2 separate regions of the Homo sapiens genome follow, and region 1 is linked to region 2. A link is a loop called in an ENCODE intact Hi-C map of the cell type or tissue named here. Cell type or tissue: dorsolateral prefrontal cortex. All regions are shown on one strand.

Region 1 (8,000 bases), 66 kb before region 2:
CTCCATGTGCTCATTACCTGGCTTTAACGATTGTCGCCTCAGGCCAAAATTATTCATGCTCCCTTCTTGTGATTATTTTGAAACCAGGCGCTGACATCATGTATTAGTTCATCCATAAGCATTTTAGTACCTATCTCTAAAAGGTAGACTCTTTGTAAAAAACAAATAACTACAATGTAGTATGACATGGCTAGGTGCAGTTTTAAGTTCAGGTTTTTATTGGTGAAGAGGAAGATGGATCAGGTGATTTCTGTTCTGTCCTAGCTTTCAGTGCCAATGGAAAAGATATCATTGTCGACTTTCCCCAGCAGTCTCACTGGACTGGGTTGCTATCAGAAATGGAGTTGGTACCCAGTATTCATCCTGGGGTTACGTGAGTTATTTTTATGGTTGCTAGATTTGCTTTGGGACGAATGGTTTTCTGTTGAATTAAGTTTAATAAATGACCTTTCTTAACTCAGTTGCTATTTTACAAATAGGTGTGATGGATGTCAGATGTTTCCTATCAATGGATCCAGATTCAAATGCAGAAACTGTGATGACTTTGATTTTTGTGAAACGTGTTTCAAGACCAAAAAACACAATACCAGGCATACATTTGGCAGAATAAATGAACCAGGTATGGCAGAATGTTTATATTCTCTCTTCCACCAAATATTAATGAAATACTTATTGTGGACCACAGTGTATTGGAATTTGTTATTTTAAGGTTCCTATGTATACAGTAATTCTGTAGAGTGAGTACAGTGAGACGGAAGTGACGGTCCTACCCGCTGATGACTGGCTGGCTTTTTAAAAAAATCAGGATGGGGTGTCGGGGAAGAATTAGAATAACTAGGCTTGTTTGCTTGTTTTTCCATAAAGAAACATTAAAAGAATCTCAAGAAACTAGTAAGTGTTTAGTTGCATGGCATGTGGAATTGGTTAGATGGAGAGTGAGTTTTTTAATTTATATACCTTTTATTGTATTTGTCATTGTGGCAAAATATATATAACTTAAAATTAGCCACTTAATCATTTTCTAAGTTTATAATTCAGGGTATTAAGTACCTTAAGTACAGTGTTGCACAACCATCACAACTGTCTCTTACCAAAACTTTTCACCACTCCGATCAGAAACTCTGTACCCATTAAGCAATTTAACTGCCCTACTTCCCCTTACCCCAACCCTGGTAACCTTGAATCTAACTTTGGTCTCTATGAATATGACCACTCCAGACATCTCATCTAGGTGAAACCATATAAGATTTATCCTTTTGTGTTTAGCGTAATGTATTTAAGCTTCATCCGTATTGTAGCATGTGTCAGAACGTCATCCTTTTTAATGGCTAAATAATATTCCACTGTATGCATATATCACTTTTTTTCTTTGTGAGACAGAGTCTCAGTCTGTCGCCCAGGCTGGACTGCAGTGGCACGATCTTGGCTCAGTGCAACCTCCGCCTCCTAGGTTCAAGCAATTCTCCTGTCTCAGCCTCCTGAGTAGCTGGGATTACAGGCCTGAGCCACCACGCTCAGCTAACTTTTCTATTTGTTTTTTAATTATTATTTTTTTGAGACAGAGTCTCACTCTGTGTATAAGGAGTGCATATGTTATATACATTTTTAGTTTTAGTAGTTACTGAAGATATTAATTATAACATCTATTTTTGACTCATTTAAATCTATTATTAGTATATTCTCCACCTAAACAATGCAAAAACCTTAGTTCTCTTTAAGATCATTTATCTTCATTCTGATTTATATGTTCTTAACATATTTTAATTTTTTTTTTTTTTGAGACGGAGTCTCACTCTGTTGCCCAGGCTGGAGTGCAGTGGCGCGATCCTGGCTCACTGTAACTGACACCTCCCGGGCTCAAGCAATTCTCCTGCATCAGCCTCCCGAGTAGCTGGGATTACAGGCTCCCACCACCATGCCTGGCTAATTTTTGTATTTTTAGTAGAGGTGAGATTTCACCATGTTGGCCAGGCTGCTCTTGAACTCCTGACCTCAGGTGATCCACCCACCTCAGTCTCCCAAAGTGCTGGGGTTACATGCATGAGCCACTGCATCCAGCCAAAATTTTATACATTTTATATAAATACATATCTAACAGAACTATAGAAGACATTCTTTTATGCACACAGAAAATGTTCATAAAATCCAGTCATATGCTAAGTGGGTCATATGCTCAAACAAAAGTTCCAAAAAATGTCAAAGGATCGGCCAGGCACAGTGGCTCATGCCTGTTTTTTTGTTTTGTTTTGTTTTGTTTTTTTTGAGACGGAGTCTCGCTCTGTCGCCCAGGCTGGAGTGCAGTGGCGCGTGATCTTGGCTCACTGCAAGCTCCGCTTCCCGGGTTCATGCCATTCTCCCGCTTCAGCCTCCCGAGTAGCTGCGACTACAGGCGCCCGCCACCACGCCCGGCTAATTTTTTGTATTTTTAGTAGAGATGGGGTTTCACCGTGTTAGCCAGGATGGTCTCGATCTCCTGACCTTGTGATCCACACCTGTAATCCCAGCACTTTTGGAGGCGAGGCGGGTGGATCACGAGGTCAGGAGATCGAGACCATCCTGGCTAACACGGTGAAACCCCGTCTGTACTAAAAATACAAAAAATTAGCCGGGCGTGGTGGCGGGCGCCTGTAGTCCCAGCTACTCGGGAGGCTGAAGCGGGAGAATGGCGTGAACCCAGGATGTGGAGCTTGCAGTGAGCCGAGATCGTGCCACTGCACTCCAGCCTGGGTGGCAGAGGGAGATTCTGTCTCAAAAAAAAAAAAAAAGGTCAAAGGATCAAACAATACATGTGGGGCATGTGATGATTTTATGTAGTCAATATTCATTTAGATTTTTCTGCATACTTTGTAATTTCTCTCCACTTTTTTCTTCCTCTTTAATTTTCCATCTATACTGTTTTTCTCCTGCCTGAAGATACCCCTTGATATTTTTAAAAATGTGTCTTTGTGGGTTACAAATTGTCTATTTTTGTATGTCTGAAAATGTCTTTATTTCTCCTTTATTTTTGAAAAGTCTTTTTGCTAGGTGTTTTCTTTCACCACTTTAAAAATAGTATTCCATTGCAATTTGGTTTATATTATTTCTCCTGAAGTTGGATGGAAGTCTAATTGTGGTTCATTTTATTTTTCCTTCGTCTGCTTTTCAGAGAGTCTTTTTGTTTTCATCTTGCACAGGTTTTACATGTGCATGGAGATGTTTATCTTTCTTGGGGTTGGTAGGGCTTCTGGGGCATGATATCTGTTGTCTGTTTTGGAAAATTCTGTCTTTCAGTATTTCTTCACATGTTGCCTCTGCTCTATTCTCTTTTCTATCTTTTTGGGGGGACTCTTCTTTCATTTGTGTTAGGCCTAACCTCTGTCCTGCAGATCTTTTACCTTCTTGTTATGTTTTCTAAACTTTTGTTCCTCAGTTCTTCATTCCAGATATTTTTACTTTCTCTTCAGCTGAGTTCAGTGTGTTCTAAACTTACTCATTAAGTTCTTAATTTTAATTATTCAATTTATCAGTTCTAGTCTTTCTGTTTTATTTTCAGTAGTTTTTGGTTCTCTGCTGAAATATTATCTTTTTGAACACAGTAAGCATAGTTATTATATTAAAGTCTGTGTCTTCTAACTCCAATATATGGAGCCTTTGTGGGTCTGTTTCTGTCCTATCATTTCTGGTAATTTTTAGTCATATTTTCTTGCCTTTTCATGTGTCATTATGTACTGGACATTGTATTTAAAAAGTTATTTCTTGACTCATTTTGAGGCTAAGATGTTATTGTTCTCCAAGGAATGGAGGAGAGAAGGTTGTTCTGTGAGCTACTTGGTAAAGGTTAGTGACTATCTGGGCTTACCTTAATCAGCATTCATTGATTGAGATGATTTTATGCTGAGTTGCAATCTGTTGGAAAAAAAAAAAGGGAAACCCAAAAACCCTTCATAGTTCACTCTGACTTTTGGGGTATTTCCTGTTGGGGTTCCAAGTGTGGGTTGTATTTCTGTAGCATCCTCAGCCTTCCTGGTCTTTCTGGACCCCATTCCTTTCCCTTCCCTTCACGAGGCTGTCAAAATGCTATGTGTCGTCTCAGGGACTTTGCTTGGAACCTGGTGATGCCATCAGGGAACAGCAGCCTCTGATCCGTGGTGTGCGTCATCTTGACACCTCCATTCGCCTCGGGTCTTCCTGCGGTTCTGACCTTGTAATTCTTTATTTTCTCCTGAATTCTGATAGTTCGAAGAGAATTTATTTATTTTTGAGTGTTTTGTCTGGCTTTACTAGTTGTCTTTGATGGGGAATGCCAGTTGAATTCCAGATTTGCCATTAATGGAAGTGGAAGCACTTTACAATTTACTTTTTGCCTTGTATTTATAAAAGCATTTTTAATAAGAATGGTTTTTGTGAGTGCTGTTATTGAACTTTTCCCACAGCTTATTTTGTTTTCTTTGGAAATATATTAATCTGCTGTTGTTCCCTGGGAGGTTTTAGTAGAATAAATCATAGCATTATGTGGACTTCATCTCATAAATTGGTGTAACTATATCTTGACTAGGGAAACCATTTGTGGCATTTATTAACTCCTTTCAGTTTGAAACTTTCTATTTTTCTTTAAGAAGCTCCTTACTATGTAATATTCTTGATCATGATGTTTCTCCCCAGTTCAGCAAGGGTTAATTCTCTTTTTGACTATCACGAAATAGGTCAGTCTGCGGTATTTTGTGGCCGTTCTGGAAAACAGCTGAAGCGTTGCCACAGCAGCCAGCCAGGCATGCTGCTGGACAGCTGGTCCCGCATGGTGAAGAGCCTGAATGTGTCGTCCTCCGTGAACCAGGCATCCCGTCTCATTGACGGCAGCGAGCCCTGCTGGCAGTCATCGGGGTCGCAAGGAAAGGTAGCATCTAATAGGGCACAGCAGCGGGCACTTTCACACCGATGGTTTTGCCTTGTACATTTTCAAAATGAACTTTGAGCAGCCTGCAAAGTTTTGCTGATAGCACCTGTCAGTACTCACGTTATGTTTTAATTTATAAGTTATTTCAAAGTTAGAGTTATATACCATCCAATTTTATTGTCAGAGATTTTAAACAATACGAGTAATAGATTTTATCTAACTGACCACTTGATAGAGGATGTGGTCAGGCTTTTTTTCCTCCTCTCCTGCATAGAATGTATGAATTCAGATTTGCTTCTGGTTAGAAGTTTTTCTAGTATAGTCTAGCAAATTTGTGTTGCACATTGGAGTGCTGTTGTGATTACACCAACGCGTGGAGGCACCTCGTGGGCACACAGGTCAGACTTTAGGACAGGGCCTTTCTCCATCTCGACTGTAGTGTTTTCTGTCACTCACTTGGTGGGTAAAAGGACCACCCTAGGCCAGGAGTATATAGATACATGGTTTCTGAGTCTTAGAGTGAGACTTTTCTCTAACAATCAAAGAATGGCGTAGAATATTCTTGTTGCTGCCAGGTTGAGGGAAAATTCTCTCTCATGCTACATTTTATATTGAAAAAATCTCATGTAGATTCAAGCTTCAACGATACTATTGTAGTAGCTAAAATATAGCTGAATTTTGCTAACTGAGAATGTGGTTTTTTTGTTTTTCTAAAGCACTGGATTCGTTTGGAGATTTTCCCAGATGTTCTTGTTCATAGATTAAAAATGATCGTAGATCCTGCTGACAGTAGCTACATGCCGTCCCTGGTTGTAGTGTCAGGTAATTCAGTTAGTTTACCTAAAAAGAAGTACCTTCTATAATAAAGACGCCTTTGTTTGATTCTTTACCCATTTTTTCCTAGGTGGAAATTCCCTGAATAACCTTATTGAACTAAAGACAATCAATATTAACCCTTCTGACACCACAGTGCCCCTTCTGAATGACTGCACAGAGGTAAGTAGCTATGCTAGTGTTCCATTTGGATGATTTACAGATGACAAGGGAGGTGACTTGGCCATTTCTATACTAGCATTGAGCCCAGTTTTTCCCCGTTTAAATAATTGGTTCTTTCTGTTTTAAATTTTGACACTTTAAAAGATACAACTTATTTTGTACAACTGAATTTGCTGCTTATCAGTTCAGCTTGAAAAGGAAACAAATTTCATTCTCACTCTCTTTGGTAGCAGAGGTATACTTGGTAACTGCTCCTAGCAAAAGTTTTCATCAGGCATTTTAGGTTGCTGATTGCATCTGAACACTTCGGTTTTCATTAAATATCTCAGTTTCTGGTGGTTTTCCTGACCATATATGTGACGCTGAAGTTGCTTTTTTGTCGTCACACCTGTTGGCATCAAGTGCTGAACTTGTCACGGAGTGGCAATTTTTTGGTTAATAAGGCAGCTTTCAAAATGAGTCTAAGTTTATCTCTGGAAAAGTTTGAAAGAATCAGTGAAGGTTCTTTTAAACAGTACCCACATACTACAGATCAGCAATTATCTCTCTCTCTCAAATTTTTAGTAAACCTTTCCACATAGGATGTCAGCATGATTTTTAATACATTAAATATATGTAAAATAAGACAAATTAAGATACTTTTGTTGGCCGGGCGCGGTGGCTCACGCCTGTAATCCCAGCACTCTGGGAGGCTGAGGCGGGCAGATCACGAGCTCAGGAGATCGAGACCATCCTGGCTAACACAGTTAAACCCCGTCTCTACTAAAAAAAAAAAAAAAAAAAAAAAAATTAGCCGGGCGTAGTGGCAGGCACCTGTAGTCCCAGCTACTTGGGAGGCTGAGGCGGGAGAATGGCATGAACCCGGGAGGCGGAGCTTACAGTGAGCCGAGATCGTGCCACTGCACTCCAGCCTGGGCGACAGAGCCAGACTCTTGTCTCAAAAAAAAAAAAAAGAAAGAAAGAAAAAAAAAGATATTTTTGTACTATGTATACTGTTGTCTGGTGTAGACTAATTATAATGATAGCAGATAAAAATATCAAATAGTTGATTTTTGTATTCATTTAAAGTTTATAACTGATGAGTTTATTTTTTAATTATTAAATGTAGTTAACCATTCATTTTTTAAAAAAGTTTTATTTTAGTTTTAACCAAATAGTAATTTGTAATAATTTGTATTTATTTTTGGAGAACACTGTGATGTTTTGTTACATGTATACTTTGTGGAATGATCAAATCATGCTAAATAATGTATCCATCACCTCAAATATTTATCACTTTTTTGTGGTGAGAACATTTAAAATCCTCTCTTTTAGCTATTTTGAAATACGTAGTACATTCACAGTAGTTACCATTTATTCTGGAATGTCATGGAACTATTTCATAATACACTGATTCATTATAGCCAATACCAGTGGTGCTAATAAGTGAAGAAATTGGCAAACTATAAAAATGAAAGATAATATTGAATTTATCTGAAAAAATTAATCTTGAGTTTTAATGCATTTTACTGGTAACTTATTGCAATGTAACCGAATACAGCCTGTAGAGTGCCTTAGTTACATAGTTCAGAGGATGTTTTTACTTTAGCCAAACCAGAAACTAAGTAATTAAATCAACAATGGAGATTATCATTCGTAAAAGATATCTTTAATCCAAGAAATTTTCAATTCAAAACCATTCATCCTGTGATACTTAGTGTATGTCATGTACATGAGAAATACGAAGCATTGCAGGTAAATGGAAAACTCCTGACCTAACCTGCATGCCCCCAGCTGACCAAAGAACTAGACTGTACCATTCCTGTGGAGCCACTGCATCTTAAGCATGGCCTTTGCTGTACAAATAGTTTGTTATGGGAATTTTCTTTTCTTTTTTTTGAGACTGAGTCTCACTCTGTCGCCCAGGCTGGAGTGCAGTGGCAGATCTCAGCTTACCGCAACCACCACATCCTGGGTTCAAGTGATTCTCCTGCCGCAGCCTTCCGAGTAGCTGGGATTACAGGTGCCCACCACCTCACCCAGCTAATTTTTGTATTTTTAATAGAGACGGGGTTTTGTCATGTTGGCCAGGCTGGTCTCGAACTCCTGACCTCAGGTGATCTGCCCACCTTGGCCTCCCAAAGTGCTGGCA
Region 2 (8,000 bases):
GTCCCGCCTGCCTCCTGAGAGTGCTGAGATTAAGTGGAATATGATTTTATGTTGCACTAATTATTCATCATGGGTACAAGTTTTCAGAATTCTTACTAGATTTAGTTAAATCTCAGTGTGGTTATAGCAGTCAGCAGGAGCCTTGTTGCTGTCTGTCTAATTGAACCTTTTCCCCCTCTAGATTGATTCTCTTACTGGTCTTGGAGTAGTTAAAGTGGAATGCGGATCCCAGTTTTCTGTTGCCCTTACCAAATCTGGAGCTGTTTATACCTGGTACGCAAGATTCTGTTTGTTTAAACCCACTAAAACCAGATTTTTATTGGGGTATGTGCACCACCTTTTCATGGATGGGAATGTAGCTTCTGCAGCAGGCTATGGTTGTGTCCTGAACAGCAGAGGCTGCCCAGGAGGCTGGTCAGGGTGGTCAGTGAGATCACCTTGCCCCATAATTTCCATGCTTCCTTTGTGTGCAGGGGCAAAGGCGATTATCACAGGTTGGGCCATGGATCAGATGACCATGTTCGAAGGCCTCGGCAGGTCCAAGGGTTGCAGGGGAAGAAAGTCATCGCCATCGCCACTGGCTCCCTGCACTGTGTGTGCTGCACAGAGGATGGTAGGTAGGGGCTCAGTGCCGCAGGACTGAGGCCTGTGAATCTAAGAGGGTTGAGCATGAAGGACATGCGCAGCCTTAAAAGGGGGCACAGGCCAGGTGTGGTGGCTCACTCCTGTTGCCCCAGCACTTTGGGAGGCTGAGGCAGGCGGATCACGAGGTCAAGAGATCGAGACCAGCCTGGCCTACACGGTAAACATCATCTCTACTAAAAATACAAAAATTAGCTGGGCATGGTGGCGCGCGCCTGCATCTCAGCTACTCAAGAGGCTGAGGCAGGAGAATCACTTGAACCCGGGAGGTGGAGGTTGCAGTGAGCCAAGATCGTGCCATTGCACTCCAGCCTGGTGACAGAGCAAGACTGTCTCAAAAAAAAAAAAAAAAAGGAGGCAGAGGCTTATACTGTGTCCTGAGAATCTATCTGCAGTCAGCAGGGCTTTGGCCCTGTCATCTTCAGCCCCTGCTGTTAAACCTGTGAATGAGTTCTATTTATTACTTATTACTGGGCTGTGCAGAACAGAGCTAGCAGCCAGCCTGAGACGTGTCCTTAGACAGACCTGCTGCAGGCTTGGCCCTCTGCTGGTGTCTGGGAACCTGGGTTTCGGGAGGGATCCCCTGTTCCCTAGGTGGTAGGTGTGGTTCACTGTGCCTGAACTGTCTGTACAAGCGACATGTTCTGTGCTGAAATCTGCTTTCCTTGGTCTGGAACTTGGTACGCGCCAGGCAGGGGGTGCCTGTGTGATCAGCCCTGATGGAAACCCTGGGCCTGGAGTCTCTACCCAGCTTCCCGGCAGACAGCACCTGACACAGCTCAGTGCCGGGGCAGTTAAGCTCGTCCTGTGTGGCTCCTGTGGGAGAGGACTCTGGAAGCTTGCTCCTGGTTCCCCCACTGCTTTGCCACAGGTCCCCATCCCTGTGCTGGTCTTACTCTGTGTCCTCTTGCCATAATACACTGTAACTGTGAGGAGGAGTGTATGCTGAGTCTTGTAAGTCATGCTGGAGAATCAGGAGCGTGGGGCGGTCCGGGGAACCCCAACACAATGGCAAAAGGGACTTTTCAGGTCAAATGAAGTTTGTGAGTCAGCTGACTTGATGATATGGAGATTATTCTGGATTATTTAGTGGGCCCAGTGTAATCACACAGACCCTTTGATCAGAAAAGGAGGCAGAAGAGTCAGTCAGAGATGTGACTGAAGAGGTAGTAGAAAGATTTTCAAAGTCTGAGAGCTCTCTACCCTCTGTTGCTGGCTTTCGTGGAGGAACAGGGCTGGGGAATGGGGTGGCCCCTGGAAGCTGGGAATAGCTCAGCCAGCAAGGAACCTGGACCTCAGTCCCACAGAGAACTGAGCTGTGTCTGAATGAGCAAGGAAACTCTCCCCTGGGGCCTCTGGGAAGGGAGACAGACCCATGCGGGGCTTCTCACCTGCAGAGCGAAAGGATCCTAAGTGTGTGTTGTTTAAGCCAGCCGGGCTGTGGGGATGTGTTATGGCAGCAGTGAAAAACGTGGGCGCCATCTTTCATTAACATGGCCTTCGCACAAACTGTGCTCCTCGTTAAAGCCTTTGGTGAATTATATAAGCATGCACCCTTTAATCATTTCATTGAGGGAAGAGGCTCATGGATGAATGAGCAACTTCTGTGGCCTGTAGTGGAAGGACATTGTAGTTCTTGATCCAGAACTTTTTATTTGACTTATTTAATTCTTTTAAATTTTGAGACAAATCACAGTTGGAAGCAAACCAGTTGGAAGTACATTACCTAGAACTTGCTTATCCCAGTCCACATGAGAGTGAGTTGCTGTCCTGCTGCCGCGTCCTGAGCTTTTCAGTGTGTTTCCCACAAACAGGGAGGCTCGTCCTGCCAGCCAGTTCACACTCCCCCACCCCGCCTGACGCCCATGCCCATTTGCAGCACATTGCCTGCCAGTCAGCTGGCAAGCTGTACCCTCTGTCCTGTGACACTCTCTCAGTGCCTGGCATCATCGTTTCACTTCCTCGTCTTCCTGGGCTTCTTGCAACTTGACACCAGTTATTTTGTAGCACATTCTTCTGTTTGGATTTTTTGCGATGTTTCTGCGTAGATTCGGGTTGTGTGTCTTTGATCGTCACAGTTCATCCTTGCAGGTGACATGCAGTTTGTCTGCTTGCTGATGATGCTCACTACAGTTGCTTGGTTACATTGTCTGCCATGCTTTTCACTGCGAACATTCTTTATAATTAACAAGTATTTAGTAGGGACATCCTGAATCTATTTAAATATTCCTTTCTCATGCAGCTTTGAATCAATTCATGTATTTGTTTTATCTGAGTGGGAATCATGGATCCTAATGTATTCATTGGGGTATATAGTCTATTTATTTTGATGCTCTAGTTGTGCTCTATTTGGCTGGCTCTGCCCCCTTTTTGTGTGTCCCCGTTGTCTGGGAGTACTTCCTTGCTCTGGCAGAAGAAGATGATTAGCCTCCACTTGTTCCCGCCATGCCCCACGCCTCGACCTGGCCATTTCTCCAAGGAGCCCTGGCATCTGTGGAGGAGAATGGCCTTGAGAAGACAAGGTCTGGATGATGGGTGTGCTCATTGCTATTGAGGCGTCACCGCTCCCCAGACCTCCTCAGTGGACAAAGCCAGGGAATAGTAATGTAAACAATACCCTGGTTTATGTTTGATGTCTGTTGAAAACTGTGAGTTCACACCAGTATCCCCAGGTCCAGTTTGGATCCACAGGGTTCATTCCAGTTTTCTCATGGCAACCTTGCAGATCCTTTCTTTTCTGGCGATTTGGCCACTCCCCCCGTGCATAACCAGCATCTCATCCTCCCCTGTGTGGCTCCTCCCCTTGCATGTGGGGGTCTTGGCTGACTCCCCTCGGAGCTAGCACCTGGGTGGAAGCCCTCCTCACTCTCACAGACTCATTCCCTATGCCCAGCTGCGTCTGCAGAGACACCCTCCTCACCTTGTGTGTGCGACACCCGCCTCGTGGCTTTAGGACCAACGTGTGGAGAGCAGGCAGGGGCAGGAGACAAGTACACTGCCCTTGACCACGCAGGCGTCACACTTTCCAGACACCCGAGGAGTCTCTCTGGATTTGACAATCCTGATGGTGTCTCCAGAGAACATGAGCCTTGTTTCCATCCTGGTCACCAGGGACCTTGCCTGAGAATATTTTCCGGTGGTATTTCTTGGTTGAGGTCCCACACGGTGCACTGAAAAGTGTGATGATTCTTGCGAATGGTGAATCTTATGTTTAGGATATGAACAGAAACGGCATGTTCTTTTTTTATGTTATTTTTTAAATTTATTTTTATTTCAACAAGTTTTTGGCGAACAGGTGGTGTTTGGTTACATGAATAAGCTCTTTAGAGGTGATGTCTGAGAGGTGGGTGCTCCCATCACCCAAGTAGTGTACACAGTACCCAATGTGTAGTCTTTTATCCCTCACTCCTCTCCTACCCTTTCCCCCGAGTCTCCAAAGTCCATTGTGTCATTCTTATGCCGTTGCATCCTCATCGCATGAGAACATATGGTTTGGTTTTCCGTTCCTGAGTTACTTTACTTAGAATAATGGTCTCTAGTCCCATCCAGGTTGTGGCAAATGCAATCATTTCATTCCTTTTTATGGCTAGTAGTATTCCATGGTGTATATATACCACATTTTCTTTATCCACTCATTGATGGATGGGCTTTGGAGCTGGTTCCATATTTGTGTAATTGCAAATTGTGCTGCTATAAACATGTGTGTGCAAGTGTTTTTTCAAATAATGACGTCTTTTCTTCTGGGTAGGTACCTAGTGGTGGGATTGCTGGATCAAATGGTAGATCTACTTTTAGTTCTTTGAGGAATCTCCATACTTTTCCATAGTGGAGCGTGGAAAATGCTTTCCATCACAACGCGTTTTCACAGATAGCTTGTTGTTAGTTTTTATCGCCCTCTAGTGGGGGAAAATCTCAATGTGTTGTACTGGTTTCTGTTCCCACCAGCAGTATAAGTGTTCCCTTTTCACCACATCCATACCAACATCTATTTTTTTTTATTCTTATTTTATTATGGCCATTCTTGCAGGAGTGAGGTGGTATCACATTGTGGTTTTGATTTTAAAAACATAGATTTTCAGGTGGATCACCAAGTCAGGAGTTCGAGACCAGCCTGACCCACATGGTGAAACCCTGTCTCTGCTAAAAATACAAAAATTAGCTGGGCATGGTGGTGCGTGCCTGTGAGCCTAGCTACTCAGGAGGCTGAGGCCGGAGAATCGCTCGAACCCGGGAGGCGGAGGTTGCGGTGAGCTTGAGATCGCACCACTGCATTCCAGCCTGGGCGACAAAGTGAGACTTCATCACAGTGGTTCATGCATGTAATCCCAACACTTTGGGAGATGAGGTGGGAGGATCACTTGAGCTGGGGAGGTTGAGGCTGCAGTGAACCGTGATCATGCCAGTTTACTCCAGCCTGGGCAACAGAGTGTGAGACCCTGTCTCAAAAAAAAAAGTATAAAATAAATAAAACAGACTTTTTCTTTTCTGTTTCGCATGCAAGAGCAATTTGGAATGTTAGGGATATTGCTATGTGTTTTAATATTAGATGGATTTGGGATGTTCGGGATATTGCTATCTGTTCTAATATTATTCTGATGGAGAACTGCTGCTGTTCATGCCTAGTCCTGAGAACTAACACTGTTGGAGGCTTAAGACCAGAGTTGTGTGTCTCTCACTAGAAGAGGCCTGGTGGCCAACAGGGGCTGTGGAGAGTCCTGGGAAGTATACTCGCCTCTTTGGATGTGTAATTAGCATGTATTCATGTTTAGGTCATACCTAAAGCAGACATTCATGTCTAGGTCATATGTAAAGTTGACAACTAGGTCAACACCAGCTGAAGGGCAGGGAGCGTTGGTGCTGTGTGTGGTGGGAAGACACTGGCAGCCATGCGTTTGTTGGCCCTAGTATACAGGTTCTGATTCTAAATTCACTTCATTCAGGTGAGGTTTATACATGGGGCGACAATGATGAGGGACAACTGGGAGACGGAACCACCAATGCCATCCAGAGGCCTCGGTTGGTAGCTGCCCTTCAGGGTAAGAAGGTCAACCGTGTGGCCTGTGGCTCAGCACATACCCTCGCCTGGTCGACCAGCAAGCCCGCCAGTGCTGGCAAACTCCCTGCACAGGTGAGTCCGGGCAGGTTGGGTGGGTCGGGGGCAAGCAAAGTGTGCTCCTGTCACATGCTGCATCCTGTCGTTGTGTGTTTACAGAGGCTTCTTGGTGAAAATAATTCAGGCTCAGTAAATGTTAACCACACAGTGCATTTAAGAACCTTGATATTTGGCTGGTTGTGGTGGCTCACACCTGTAATCCCAACACTTTGGGAGGCCAAGGTGGGCGGATTGCTTGAACTCAGGAGTTCAGGACCAGCCTGGACAACATAGCAAAACCCTGTCTCTACAAAATTAGTCAGGCATAGTGGCATGCACCTGTAGTCCCAGCTACCTGGGAGGCTGAGGGCTGAGGTGGGAGGATCACTTGAGTCTGAAAGGTCCAAGCTGCAGTGATTGCACCACTGCCCTCTTACTTGGGTGACAGAGTGAGACCCTGTCTCAAAAGAACCTTGAATGTTCATGCCAGCCAATATTCTGTGTGTACAGTGTGTATCACCTTCTATATCTTATAACCCACACCAAACTCTTCCACACCAAACTGTTCTGCTAGTACATGCCTCACATTTCTTAGTGAATTTATTTGTATAGACTAATTTTTTTTACAGTCAAACTGGACAGAATATTATTTTAAAAGCAGCACAGTGAGGTTGTGCAAACCAAACTCAGACACCATAGTGCTTCTCTGTATTTGAAACAATTGTTTTCAGAATCCTTAATGGATGCCACACTGGCCCCCGTGTGCCTTTGGTGCCTGAGGGGCTGAAGGCCATTTCTGTGTTCTAGGTCCCCATGGAGTACAATCACCTGCAGGAGATCCCCATCATTGCGCTGAGGAACCGTCTGCTGCTGCTGCACCACCTCTCCGAGCTCTTCTGCCCCTGCATCCCCATGTTCGACCTGGAAGGCTCGCTCGACGAAACTGGACTCGGGCCTTCTGTTGGGTTCGACACTCTCCGAGGAATTCTGATATCCCAGGGAAAGGTATTCAAGTGGCAATCTTTGCTCTAGGGGAAACTGGTGTCTTCAGTACATGTAACCCAATAGAATTCCTATACTGGGAATAGAACACATAGAATACAGCTCATTCAGCAAATGTTCACGGAATGCCTCCTGCATGCCAGGCTCTGTTCTGGGTACTTTATATCAATGAGAAAACAGACAAAAATCTGTTCCCTTTTGGAGTTTATATTAAAAGCAAACAGTAAGATGCTGCATCTCTCCTTCATAATCTCTGCCTCTCACTGCTCCAGAAGGATGAGGTGGGGCCTTCATAAACTAAGCCTTTGTTCCTGCGGTCCTTCTCTGCCTGCCTGGCCTTGTGGCTATGGCAAGTCCCCACTGACACAGGAAGGCCGGCGATTGGGCTGTTTCTCTCAGGATGTCCAGCAGAGGGGGCCAGGAGTCACAGATATATCACCTCGAAGGTCCGTGCCTGAATGTGTAGAGATTGCTGGCCAAGTGAGAATTAACAGGTGGTGAATAATACAGTCATGAGTGAGGGCATCTGAAAGTCACCAGGCAGGTTTTGACCTGTAGATGTTGCTAATAGTTGGAGCTTTCTAGAAGTTGGGTTAGTTTCTGGCAAGCAGCTTGACAAGATGATCTTGAAGGGGCTAATTACCATACGGTAGGGGCATCTCTGTATAGGGAAAAGTTATAGAATTGGATTGAGGACCACTAATCCTGATTGTGATTCTCTAATGTATTTTGTTGTCGAATATTATGGCCCATTCTTAGTGATTTAATAAAATTGCAATGTTTTGGAGTCCTGTCCCAGCAGGTTACTTTTTAAAGACCGGCTTTGTTTCCACTTGGCTAGAACGATTTCTGCTGAACAGGACTGGTACATTCATTTTACTTTCACGTGTGCCTGAGGGTGGAAGTGGTCAGGCTTGTGTTTAATGGAAAGACCATCTCTCTGATGAGAGAGGCAGAAGAAATCTTGGGCAGGTAAAATGGATAGGAAACATAATTTCAATTACTGTTCAATAATAAAAAGTAGCAAACGATTAATTTTACCTTCTTTTTTTAATCCTTCAAAGTGGTGATGATAATAGGCAGCACAGAGGAAAAAAACCTTTCTTTGTAGGGAGAAAAAAAGTGAGAGGCAGGGCACGTCCCACCTGGCCCTGTGTGAGCGTTGTGCAGGCTGTGAGCGGGGCATGGGTGGGAGCTGGTGTGTGGTAGGGGAGCGGTGGGCAGCAGCATCTGGCACCTGCTGGGGCTGCAGGAGAGCAGGGGA

What was found. Peaks named below come from ENCODE experiments on the same cell type or tissue, not always from the same donor. Only the 100,000 strongest peaks of a DNase experiment are listed, where the experiment ranks them.
Region 1: a loop joins it to region 2, with 4 times the contacts of the local background. A loop is called at or near these places in 5 of 110 quality-filtered maps.

The regions. Positions count from the first base shown.
Region 1 is chr15:28,188,834-28,196,833 of GRCh38, reverse strand. HERC2 (HECT and RLD domain containing E3 ubiquitin protein ligase 2) reads left to right here. Exons shown (of 93, transcript NM_004667.6): 51 at 265-373; 52 at 480-619; 53 at 4,683-4,873; 54 at 5,590-5,695; 55 at 5,778-5,869. Among named protein-coding and RNA genes, the nearest start is that of OCA2, 94 kb to the right of the region's middle. In dorsolateral prefrontal cortex, CTCF peaks have their summits at 4,652 and 4,851; a DNase peak (open chromatin) is centred at 4,803; H3K27ac peaks cover 605 bases.
Region 2 is chr15:28,122,776-28,130,775 of GRCh38, reverse strand. HERC2 (HECT and RLD domain containing E3 ubiquitin protein ligase 2) reads left to right here. Exons shown (of 93, transcript NM_004667.6): 82 at 182-273; 83 at 474-613; 84 at 5,583-5,770; 85 at 6,542-6,739. Among named protein-coding and RNA genes, the nearest start is that of OCA2, 27 kb to the right of the region's middle. In dorsolateral prefrontal cortex, CTCF peaks have their summits at 4,328, 4,533 (motif pointing left), 6,942, 7,152 (motif pointing right) and 1 weaker place; DNase peaks (open chromatin) are centred at 2,055, 2,515, 4,905 and 7,125; H3K27ac peaks cover 2,346 bases.